2 separate regions of the Homo sapiens genome follow, and region 1 is linked to region 2. The links are chromatin loops, found by intact Hi-C in ENCODE. Cell type or tissue: mammary epithelial cell. All regions are shown on one strand. Each heading gives the region's core, and the rest is flanking DNA. Links, peaks and the distances in the headings are about the cores only.

Evidence for each region. Peaks named below come from ENCODE experiments on the same cell type or tissue, not always from the same donor. Only the 100,000 strongest peaks of a DNase experiment are listed, where the experiment ranks them.
Region 1: it touches region 2 in a loop (7-fold over the local background); 26 of 110 quality-filtered maps call a loop at or near these places.

What each region holds. Positions count from the first base shown.
Region 1 is chr15:71,435,856-71,444,394 of GRCh38, forward strand. The region is part of intron 7 of THSD4 (thrombospondin type 1 domain containing 4); the gene reads left to right. Among named protein-coding and RNA genes, the nearest start is that of THSD4-AS1, 250 kb to the left of the region's middle. In mammary epithelial cell, for the core only: a CTCF peak has its summit at 4,831 (motif pointing left); no DNase peak of the experiment used is centred there; H3K27ac peaks cover 1,079 bases.
Region 2 is chr15:70,972,875-70,975,374 of GRCh38, forward strand. All of the region lies in intron 9 of LRRC49 (leucine rich repeat containing 49), which reads left to right. Among named protein-coding and RNA genes, the nearest start is that of LRRC49, 81 kb to the left of the region's middle. In mammary epithelial cell, for the core only: a CTCF peak has its summit at 1,324 (motif pointing right); no DNase peak of the experiment used is centred there.

The DNA of each region.
Region 1 (8,539 bases), core at 3,718-6,217, 470 kb after region 2:
AACAGAAGCCCTTCATGGATAGAACTCCTTTTAGGACAGACTCCACTGACAGCTTGGCACATTTGGGGAGAAAAAGAGAGTGCTGCTTAAAATTTGACATGGCTCAGGATTCCCAGTGCTTTTAGACTAGCTACTGGACGTGACCTGAAAATCACACCCCCAGAGGCAGAGACCAAGGGAGAATGCTCCCTCTTGGTTACAAGTCAACTCTGAAGGGCATAAAGCAAGACGAAAGGAGACCCTCATCCGGTTTTCATTTCAGGGACCCACAGCACAGTTTGTCTTAAATAGATGCGGGTCTGATGAGAACCATAAAACTCACCAGTCTGTGGAGATCAGCTCAGACAATGGGCTTATAGGGGTTTTAGGCCTATGTTCTATCCTACTTCTACCCTGTGATACCCTTATTTATGACAAAACAAAACAGGAAGACAAAGACGAAGGAAAAAACAAAGACTATTTCTGGAAAGAGAAGGATTAGATAATATGAATATTCATAATAAAAATACACCAGAGCTGCTATACTCAATGCTAGTCAAACAAGTGCTTTTCTCCCATTAATCTTAAATTTGGAAAGGAAAATGAGACAGTTATTTTTACCACCTACTTAACCAGATTTCACAAAGAGTGACCAAGAGTGACTGATAAGAATTTCTCCCCTTTGGCTGGCATATCAGGTCTGGGGTTCCCTCGAATCTGGCTTCCAGAAGAGCAGAGTGGTTTCGGTTATCCTGTTCACAGCACCTCATCTGTAGGGACCAAGGGAAAGCTTCCCCCTTTACTTTCTGGAGGTTTGTGAATATCAACAAAAGACAGATTAATAAGAAAAAAAAGCATACAAAATTTATTCTAACATGCATAGCACGGGGGAATTGCAGGAGAATGAATGCCCAGCAACCCAATGGAAATGTTTATACACCCTTTTTCATAAGGCAATTGGAGATGAGGGAAATGTGGCAATTTGAGGGATAGTAACATTTTTACGGGGAAATGAATGGACTTGGAGAACACGCAGTGACCTGGGACAAAGTCTCTTGGGCCCACAGAGCAGACAATGGCTGGTAAATGATTCTTTTTGAAATACTGAATGGGACTGTGTTCATTTGTTTTTGCACTGCTATAAAGAAGACACCTGAGGCTGGGTAATTTATAAAGAAAAGAGGTTTATTTGGCTCATGGTTCTGCAGGCTGTACAGGAAGCATGGTGTTGGCATCTGCTCAGCTTCTGGTAAGGCCTCAAGAAGCTTACAATTATGGTGGAAGGTGAAGTGGGAGCAGGCACATCACATAGCAAGAGCAGCAGCGAGAGAGAAAAGGGGGAGACTCTTTTAAGCAATCAGATCTCACATGAACTGAGAACTCATCACCAAGGATATGGTGCTAAGCCATTCATGAGCGATCCACTCCCATGGTCCAAACACTTGCCACTAGGCTCTACCTCCAACACTGGGGATCACGTTTCCAAATGCAATTTGGAGGGGACACACATCCAAACCATATCAGGCACCAAAATAGAAGACGATGGTTTGTGACAGAAGTCTGCCCAGGCATTGACAGCTTGAGTCTTTCTTCCTGCGATATGAGTTAATGAAAACTCAAGGAAAGGACCAGAGGTAATTGTTTTCTTCTTTGGCAGGTGTGGACTTTAGGAAGATAAGGGAACTCCAGAGAACAGCTTTGGGAGAGACAGAACATTGAGAGGCTAAAGGGAGGTGGAGGTAGGGTAAGGTCAGAGAGACCTTGAGGTGCTTACTTCAGTCCAGCATGTTAAAGTGCTATATTTTCGGGTATTGGTTTCTGAGCCCCAGCACTGCAGTTAATATACTGGTACATGGGTCCCTTTACATGTTTGCAATAACTGTTGGATAAATTCTTAAAAGGGAGCCAAGAATTCATATGTATTTGTGATTTTGATAGCTAGTGGGTGGCAAATTGCCCTCCGAAGTGGTTGAAACAACTAACACATCCATCAGCAATGTATGAGAGTGGTTTGCTATCCACTTTTTGGCTATTTGCCAGTCTGATAAGGGGAAAGTGGTATCTCCTGTAGTATTATTAGTTTTCATTTGCATTTATCTAATTTTGAGTGAGCTCAAGCATCTTTTCACATGCTTCAGAACTGAACCTTCAGGGACTGGGCTAGGATGAAGTGAGTGCAGTGCCTTGGGTGAAGAATTTAAGGAGGCATTTACTAAGTTCTCCAGGTCTCCTTCACTTACGTGCCCTAAGCACCTCCCCTACCCACCCTGGTCCCAGCTCTGTGCAGTGCCCTCCTCGCCCTCGCCCTCACCCTCGCCCAGGAACCACTTACATTCCTTTTGTGTGATCTGTCTTTTAATAATCTTTGCACATTTTTCTATTGGGTTGCTGATCTTTTTCTTAACTTGTAGGAGCTTTTTATGCATTAAAGAGATTATTGTGTAAATTGCAGGGTTTATTTTTTTTTTAACTTATGCCTTTGCTTATGAAATTTTGTTTATTTTTGCCATGCAGAAGTTTCACATTTTTTAAATGGCAAATTTAGCAATTTTCTCTTTTGTGATTCTGGATTTTATGTCATAGAAAGACCTACAGTTTGAAGTTATTAAGAAATCATCCTGTTTTCTTTCAGCAATTTATGGTTCTGTGTTTTTACATTTTTACCTTTTACATTAATTCATTTGGAATTTATCCTAGTGTATCGTGTGAGGTATGGGTTCAATTTTACTTTTTTTCAGATGGCTACCCAATTATGGATAATTACCCAATTACCTAAACCATAATTGAATAGTCCACCTTGCCCCCACTATTTTGAGGCTCCCTCTTTATTACTTGTGTATATTTTTGGCTTTGTATTCAATTCTATGAATCTCTGTCTTTTCATATACAAATATTAGAACATACATTTCGAAAAAGAAGCAGAACACACAGGTGTTTGAAGTGATGAAAGGTAAGTTTGCTTTGCTCGGGGCTAATGCATTTATGGACTTCAAATGGAAACCTTTCTTTGTTCATCACTTGGAAAAGCCACCTGTATTTAGGTACCTTAACAAGACTTCCTGTTTACAATATATTTTTACTTGATTGAAAAATGAATATTCTATGACTTTTTGGAGCAGAATGGCAGGAGTTACAATCATGAAAAGCATTCCAAATGACAAGACCACGGTAGGCCAGATCAAGATCTCATGGACAGTTGAGGGAAAGTATTAAAAAATAGAGAACTGGAAAATTTATTGAAAAATGCAGAATATGCTTTTGGCAGCTGTTTGCTTTTAGGACAAACTAGATTTGACATGGAAAAACAAATCACTGCTCCCATAGGCGGCTCTTGAGGAACCGTCTTCTGCCATTCAGTAAATAGGCGGTATCTTTCACAAGTTTTGTTTTATTGCATATGGATCATAGCAATTTTTTAAAGTTTATCAATCCATCTTCTAATGGCTTGAAATTTACTATTTTTTTCTACTTACTCTTCTTGTGTTCTATTTTCACAATTCCCAGCAAAATGCTAGTAATTATAGTGCTTAAGAATATGCTGGAGAGGATGTGGAGAAATAGGAACACTTTTACACTGTTGGTGGGAGTGTAAATTAGTTCAACCATTGTGGAAGACAGTGTGATGATTCATCAAGGATCTAGAACTAGAAATACCATTTCACCCAGCCATCCTATTACTGAGTATATACCCTAAGGATTATAAATCATTCTATAAAGACACATGCACATCTATGTTTATTGCAGCACTACTCACAATAGCAAAGACTTGGAACCAACCCAAATGTCCATCAGTGATAGACTGGTTAAAGAAAATGTGGCACGTATACACTATGGAATACTATGCAGCTGTAAAAAAGAATGAGTTCATGTCCTTTGCAGGGACATGGACGAAGCTGGAAACCATCATTCTCAGCAAACTAACACAGGAACAGAAAACCAGACACCACATGTTCTCACTCATAAGTGGGAGTTGAACAATGAGAACACATGGACACAGGAAGGGGAACATCACATACTGGGGCCTGTTGGTGGGTGTGGGGGGCTAGGAGAGGGATAGCATTAGGAGAAACACCTAATGTAGGTGACGGGTTGATGGGTGCAGCAAACCACCATGGCATGTGTATACCTATGTAACAAAACTGCATGTTCTGCACATGTACCCCAGAACTTAAAGTATAATAATAATAAAAAAAGAATATTCTGAACCTAGTTTCCTAACCAAATCTTGAGTGCTGCCAGCCAAAAAGATTTTTTTTTTCCATCCCACCTCCACATTCACCCAAATGGACTAAGGAAGGGAGATCAGTGACAGCCATGATTGTCATTTAAATGGACTGAATATGATCATGCATGAACAAAGATTTTGGATTCCAACATTTGCTTTCCAAATACTAATCTCATTTCCTCAAAACTGCTTAACAAAACCTCAATATAAGCTTTGTCTCCCTTGTGAGAGCTATGATGAACTTCTTGTGGATGAAGGATTTTTATATCCTTTGAGTTTCAAGTCAGTTTCTAAAGGCCTAATTTAAATACTTCACACATACAATATGAAATTTCAAATATATGATATAAATAAAATACAATGCATGGTGTTTCAGTAATGTTTGGTGTACTCATGCTATTATTTCTTGTTTAGGGAAAGATAAACTCTTTCTATTTTTGGATAGATATATAATCCCCCTCAGAATGAGGCTAGAGACCATCCAATATTTTTTAAATGAAAGTCTATGCCTTATTGCCGTGTTCCTGCTTTTATAGATCATATAGCACAAGTAAACGTGAGACTTGTAATACTGCTTGATGATGACTTTTTCTTGAACTGGTTGATCGTGACATCTAGTGTTCAGTACTAAAATTACATATCTTTCTCAAAAGCAGCTCATAGGGAAACCAGCATAAATTACTGTTTAATTCAGGGCTGGCAATGCACCAAAAAGGCCAAAATACAAAAATGGAAGTGGAGTCATTGGGGCAATAACTGGGGACAGTTTGAATTAGAAGGGTAATTGCTCCTTGATGATAACATCAAGAACTGTAAATTACACTTGGGAGCAATTATGTATGGACATGCAAAGTGAACTGCTCTTCAGACTCAGTTCTGAATCTGTTTTTTTGTTGTTGTTTAGTTCAGTCCTTCTTTGGCTCTTCTCAGACCAGGAGTGTGTATAAATTCACTAGTCAGATTATCTTAAGCAAGTCATAAAATTTCTCAGAGACACAGTCCTCTTATCTATAAATTTGAGATACTGAGTCCACATCATAAAATTCTGGGGGAATTAAATGAGATGTTTCATGTATAATGATCTGGGTTCAGTGCAGGGTGCATTGTGAATAATAAATAGCAGTGCTGGTGATGGGTAATGGTGATGGTGATGCGGGGATGTGTCTGGGAAGTCATTTGCATGGATCTTGATGTCTGGGGGTAGCAAAGACAGGCAGTGACCAGGTGCAGAAATTGTCCAGGATATTGTAACTGGATATTGGGATCAGTGGGCAACAGGGTTCGGGAGAGAGGGATGGAAGAAAGCCTCAGTGTCCTTGGAGAGTTTCACCTGTAGAATTTTTTTTTTTTTTTTTTTTTGAGATGGAGTCTTGCTCTTTTGCCCAGGCTGGAGTGCAGTGGTGCAAAATCTGCCCCCTGGGGTTTTTTTTTTTTTAAGCAATACTCCTGCCTCAGCCTCAGGAGTAGCTGGGACTACAGGTGTGCGCCACCACACCAGCTAATTTTTGTATTTTTAGTAGAGACGGGGTTTCACTATGTTGGCCAGGCTGGTCTCGAACTGCTGACCTCGTAATCTGCCCGCCTTGGCCTCACAAAGTGCTGGCATTACAGGCGTGAGCCACCATGTCCAGCCTCACCTGTAGAACTTTAAGAAGATATAGTAACATGCAGTAGGACTTACTACCCTGCCTCTCAGGAGCTGGATCTCCTTTATTAAGTTCCTAACTTTTCTGAGCCTCATTTTCCACTTTAGTAAAGCGGGGATGAGAGCAGTACTGACCCCGCAGGTTTGTGAGGATTCAATGAGACGGTGCATAAAAGAGCCCTAGACAATGCCTGGCACAGCTTAGTAAGCATGCAGTAGCTAAATGGTAGCCCTTGTTGCTATCTTTTTTGTTTTGTTTTGTTTTGTTTTTTTGAGACAGAGTCTTGCTCTGTCACCAGGCTGGAGTGAAGTGGCGCCATCTTGGCACACGGCAATCTCCGCCTCCCGGGTTCAAGCGATCCCCCTGCCTAAGCCTCCTGAGTAGTGGGGACTACAGGCATGCACCACCATACCCAGCTAATTTTTTTGTATTTTAGCAGAGATGGGGTTTCACTGTGTTGGCCATGATGGTCTCCATCTCCTGACCTCGTGATCCACCCACCTCAGCCTCCCAAAGTGCTGGGATTACAGACATGAGCCACCGCACCCAGCCCCTTGTTGCTATCCAAAGGAAGGAGATGAGGCCGAGTGCAGTGGCTCCCACCTGTAATCCCAGCACTTTGGGAGGCCAAGCCAGGCAGATCACCTGAGGTCAGGAGTTCAAGACCAGCCTGGCCAACATGGTGAAACCCTGTCTCTACTAAAAATACAAAAATTAGCTGGGCGTGGTGGCACATACCTGTAATCCCAGCTACTTGGGAGGCTGAGGCAGAAGAATCGCTTGAACCCGGGAGGCAGAGGTTGCAGCGAGCCGAGACCACACCACTACACTCCAGCCTGGGCAACAGAGCAAAACTCCATCTCAAAAAAAAAAAATATATATATATATATATATATGTGTGTGTGTGTGTGTGTATATATATATGTATGTGTGTGTATATGTGTGTGTGTGTGTGTATATATATATATATATATATATATATATATATATATATATATGAAGGGAGGAGATGAAAGCAGAAGTTTCAAAACAGGACAAACAAAACTCAGACACATGACTCTGCTTCCTCTTTGCTTTGGTATAGGCTGTTCCCTCTGCCTGGAAATCTTTTTCTTCCCTTATGTACCCACATAGGTCACCTTTGGTAGAGCAATCTCTGATTCTGGCAGGCATCGTTGCTCCTTTTACTGTGTTTCCAGTCCCCATAGTCCCTTGTGCTTGACACCTTCTTGTTCTTGCTAGACTGTTTATGCATCGAACCCTCCGATAAACCATGAGCCCCTTGAGGGCAGACCCAGGAAGATTAGGTACTTAAGAAATGTTGAAAGAATTATGAATACACTAAAAATACAAGAGAAAGGGGGAGAAAGAGGGGAGCAGAGAGACAGTGAAACAAGTGTGGCAAAATGTTCACTGAATCTAGGTGAAGGGTACATGAATGTTGGTTGAACTATTCTTGCAACTTTTTCTTTAGGTGTGAAATCTTTCCAAATACAAAGTTGGAGGAGGAAAAATGTTAAGGATTTTTCTTTTTACATTCAAAGCATTCCTTTTTAGGGAGATTGGCCTAGGCTCTCCCCTTCTCTGGCCTCCCTGGGTTGCTCTGGTTGCTCATAAATGCTGTTTGTGACCGAAAGGTGAAGCTATCCTTTCTCTCTGCAGGTCTTTTTACCCAACTTGGCTTCTATCGACTGATGTCCAACCTGTAATTAAAAGAAAAACAGATCCCTCTCTCTCTCTATGTATATATGAGCACCCCACCTGATGTTGTTTGGAAGCTACAGTGTATTTCTGAATTTAGAGTAAGGAGGGAGAACATCGAATTTTGCAAAGAGGAAGCATTGAAACAGCCCTTTGAAAATACATGTTAAGTTCAGAGGCAAAACAAAACAAAAAACACAGCAAACCTGTATGTTGTCCCTTCCAGGTCCCCCTGCTGGGCATTTGCAGAACCGCAGCATCCCAGATCACTCGTTAAAAAATTTCCACGTTGCGCTTTTTGAAAAGCATAAAAGGTGCATGTTCAAAGCTGTATCCTGACCCCATTCCCTCTACAACATACATTGCTTCAGCTGTTAAGCTCTATATTGAATGAAAGCACAATGGGAAAATAGAATTTCAAAACTAAAGCAAAGGTGCATAACAAATACTCTTCAAATGCTTCTGTTTTATGTTATCTCATTTCATTTTAAGAAAGGCCCTGAGGCAAATCCTAGAAGTAAAGACAGCCACACTGCTAAAGCATAGGTGCTGCTTCTCAGTGGAAAATCTGTCTGTCTCATGGTTATCCAAGGCTGAGGTGGTCCTTTCTGATCTAATAGACCTTTTGTCTGCATTTAAAAAAAAGTTCCTAAGAACTAGAACTTCCCCACAATGAATGGCCTATTCCTTGTTATAACACCTTCCCTGTTAAAACGGTGCAAGTGCTTAATAAATGCATGATGAATGGTGGGTTGCTGGGTGGACAGGCACGCAGAGAGGTATTTGGGTTGAGTGTGGACAAACTGGTAAGCTGGAGAAACTGGTGCCAAAAAGGGATGTTTACACTAAGTGCAGATTTGGACAGGATCACTGCTAGATCCCTTCCATCTAAGATATTGCAAATCACAAATTCTGAAGAACTCAGTGGAGAATTCTAAAGCATGGGGTCCACCTGAAGAGTCCCAGACTGATGCCGTCTCTTCTACAG
Region 2 (2,500 bases), core at 1-2,500:
AGCAGTTCCTGTAACCTTTTTTCAGGGTTCTTAGCTTCATTCCATTGGGTTAGAACATGCTCCTTTAGCCTGGAGGAGTTTGTTACTACCCACCTTCTGAAGCCTACTTCTGTCAATTCGTCAAACTCATTCTCCATCCAGTTTTGTTCCCTTGCTGGTGAGGAGTTGTGATCCTTTGGAGAAGTGGCATTCTGGTTTTTGGAATTTTCAACCTTTTTGTGCTGGTTTTTCCTCATCTTCGTGGATTTATCCACCTTTGGTCTTTGCTGTTGGTGACCTTTGGATGGAGTTTTTGCGTAGTTATCCTTTTTGTTGATGTTGATGCTATTGCTTTCTGTTTTTTCCCTTCTAACAGTCAGGCCCCTCTTCTGCAGGTCTGCTGGAGTTTGCTGGGGGTCCACTCCACACCCTGTTTGCCTGGGTGTCACCAGCAGATGCTGCAGAACAGCAAAACATTGCTGCCTGCTCTTTCCTCTGGAAGCTTCATCCCAGAGGGGCACCCGCCAGATGCCAGTTGGAGCTCTCCTGTATGAAGTGTCTGTCAACACCTGCTGGGAGGTATCTCCCCATCAGAAGGCAGGGGGGTCAGGGACCCACTTGAGGAGGCAGTCTGTCCCTTAGCAGAGCTCGAGCACTCTGCTGGGAGATCCGCTGCTCTCTTCAGAGCTGGCAGGCAGGAACATTTATGTCTGCTGAAGCTGTGCCCACAACCGCCACTTCCCCCAGGTGCTCTGTCCCAGGGAGATGGGAGTTTTATCTATAAGCTCTGAGTGGGGCTGCTGCCTTTCTTTCAGAGTTGCTGAGCTTAGAGAAGAGGAATCTAGAGAGGCAGTCAGTCTGGCTACAGTGACTTTGTGGCACTGTGGTTTTTTTAATGTCAAAAGTACAGAATATAAATTCCACAAATTGTGACAGTCAACTTGATGTTGATTCTGAAATAAATTTAAATTGCATTATTAAAAGATGGTTTGTGGCCCAGTGCGGTGGCTTACTCCTGTAATCCCAGTACTTTGGGAGGTTGAGGTGGGCGGATCACAAGGTCAGGAGATTGAGACCATCCTAGCCAACATGGTGAAACCCCATCTGTACTAAAAATACAAAAATTAGCTGGGCATGGTGGTGCGTGCCTGTAATCCCAGCTACTCGGGAGGCTGAGGCTGGAGAATCACTTGAACCAGGGAGTTGGAGGTTGCGGTGAGCCGAGATCGCGCCACTGCACTCCAGCCTGGCAACAGAAGGGGACTCTGTCTCAAAAAAATAAAATAATAAAATAAAATAAAAAGATGGTTTGTGAGTACTTAGGAATTGGTCACTAGGAGGCAGCATTAGCTCACTAAAAAACAATTCATGCCAGAAAAGAATTAGTTTCCTGACCTAGAAATTACAAATAGACCTTGTTAGAGGAGTGCTATAGACAGTGTTTTGGTATTTAAGCAAAGCATTTGGCAAAGTCTTTTATGGCATCATTTTGAGTAAATTGTATGACATGGTTATGTAGATTTTTGATTCAAGTATACTTACAGAACATGAAGTAATGGATTAATGCCAGCCTTTAGAGAAATCTGTACTGGCATGCCATGAGGCTTTTTTCCTCCAGTCCATTCTATTCACATTTTTATTAATGTCTAGGAGAAAATATTTGTTATTCTGGTAAAGTATGTGAATGACAGAAACTAGAGAAATTAGAGTTCTTGGTATATTGGTTGATCAAATGAGAATCCAAAAGTATCTCCATAGTCTAGAACAGGGTTTGGCAAACTACAGCCTATGGGCTAGATCCATCTGGCAGCCTGCTTTTTGTACAGCTCTCAAGCTAATAATGGCTTTTATGTTTTCAAAGCATTGTAAAAAAAAAAAAAAAGAACAACAAAGAAGGATATGAGATAGAGATCACATACAGCTCACAAAGCCTAAAATATTTACCATACTATCTGACCCTCTACAGAAAAAGTTTGTTTATGCCTAGTCTAGAAAAGTAAGCAGAATTTAACAACATAAAAAATAGATGAATTGAACATCCTGGACTTTATTCCATAACAACAATCAAGCAAAACAATTCTTAGCACAAATTCAGTATTATACAAGATTAGACTTAGCAGCGTGTGTTAAAGTGACTTGGAATTGCTAAATTCAAGTTCAATTAATTATGAGATGTGATTATTAAAAGTTAATATGGCTTAAAACAATATTCATTTATAGAAAAAGAGAATTCAGACAATGGAGACAGTCCCATCCCATTTTTTTCTACAGTGGTCAGATTACACCTGAACTATTACTAGTTTTAGAGGGCAGACAATAAACTAGAGCATTTCCAAAGAATCTGACATGATTAGTTGACAAAGGAGAAGACATAAGGAAGATATCCCAGTGATCTTCACCTGTTTTCACAACTATTCAAAAAAAGAGAGAACAGACACATGTTGAGGGGCTAGAACAAGGACCCTTATATAGAAAATTCTGGGAGGCAGAATTTTCCTTTTTATTTCTAAGGCAGCATTTT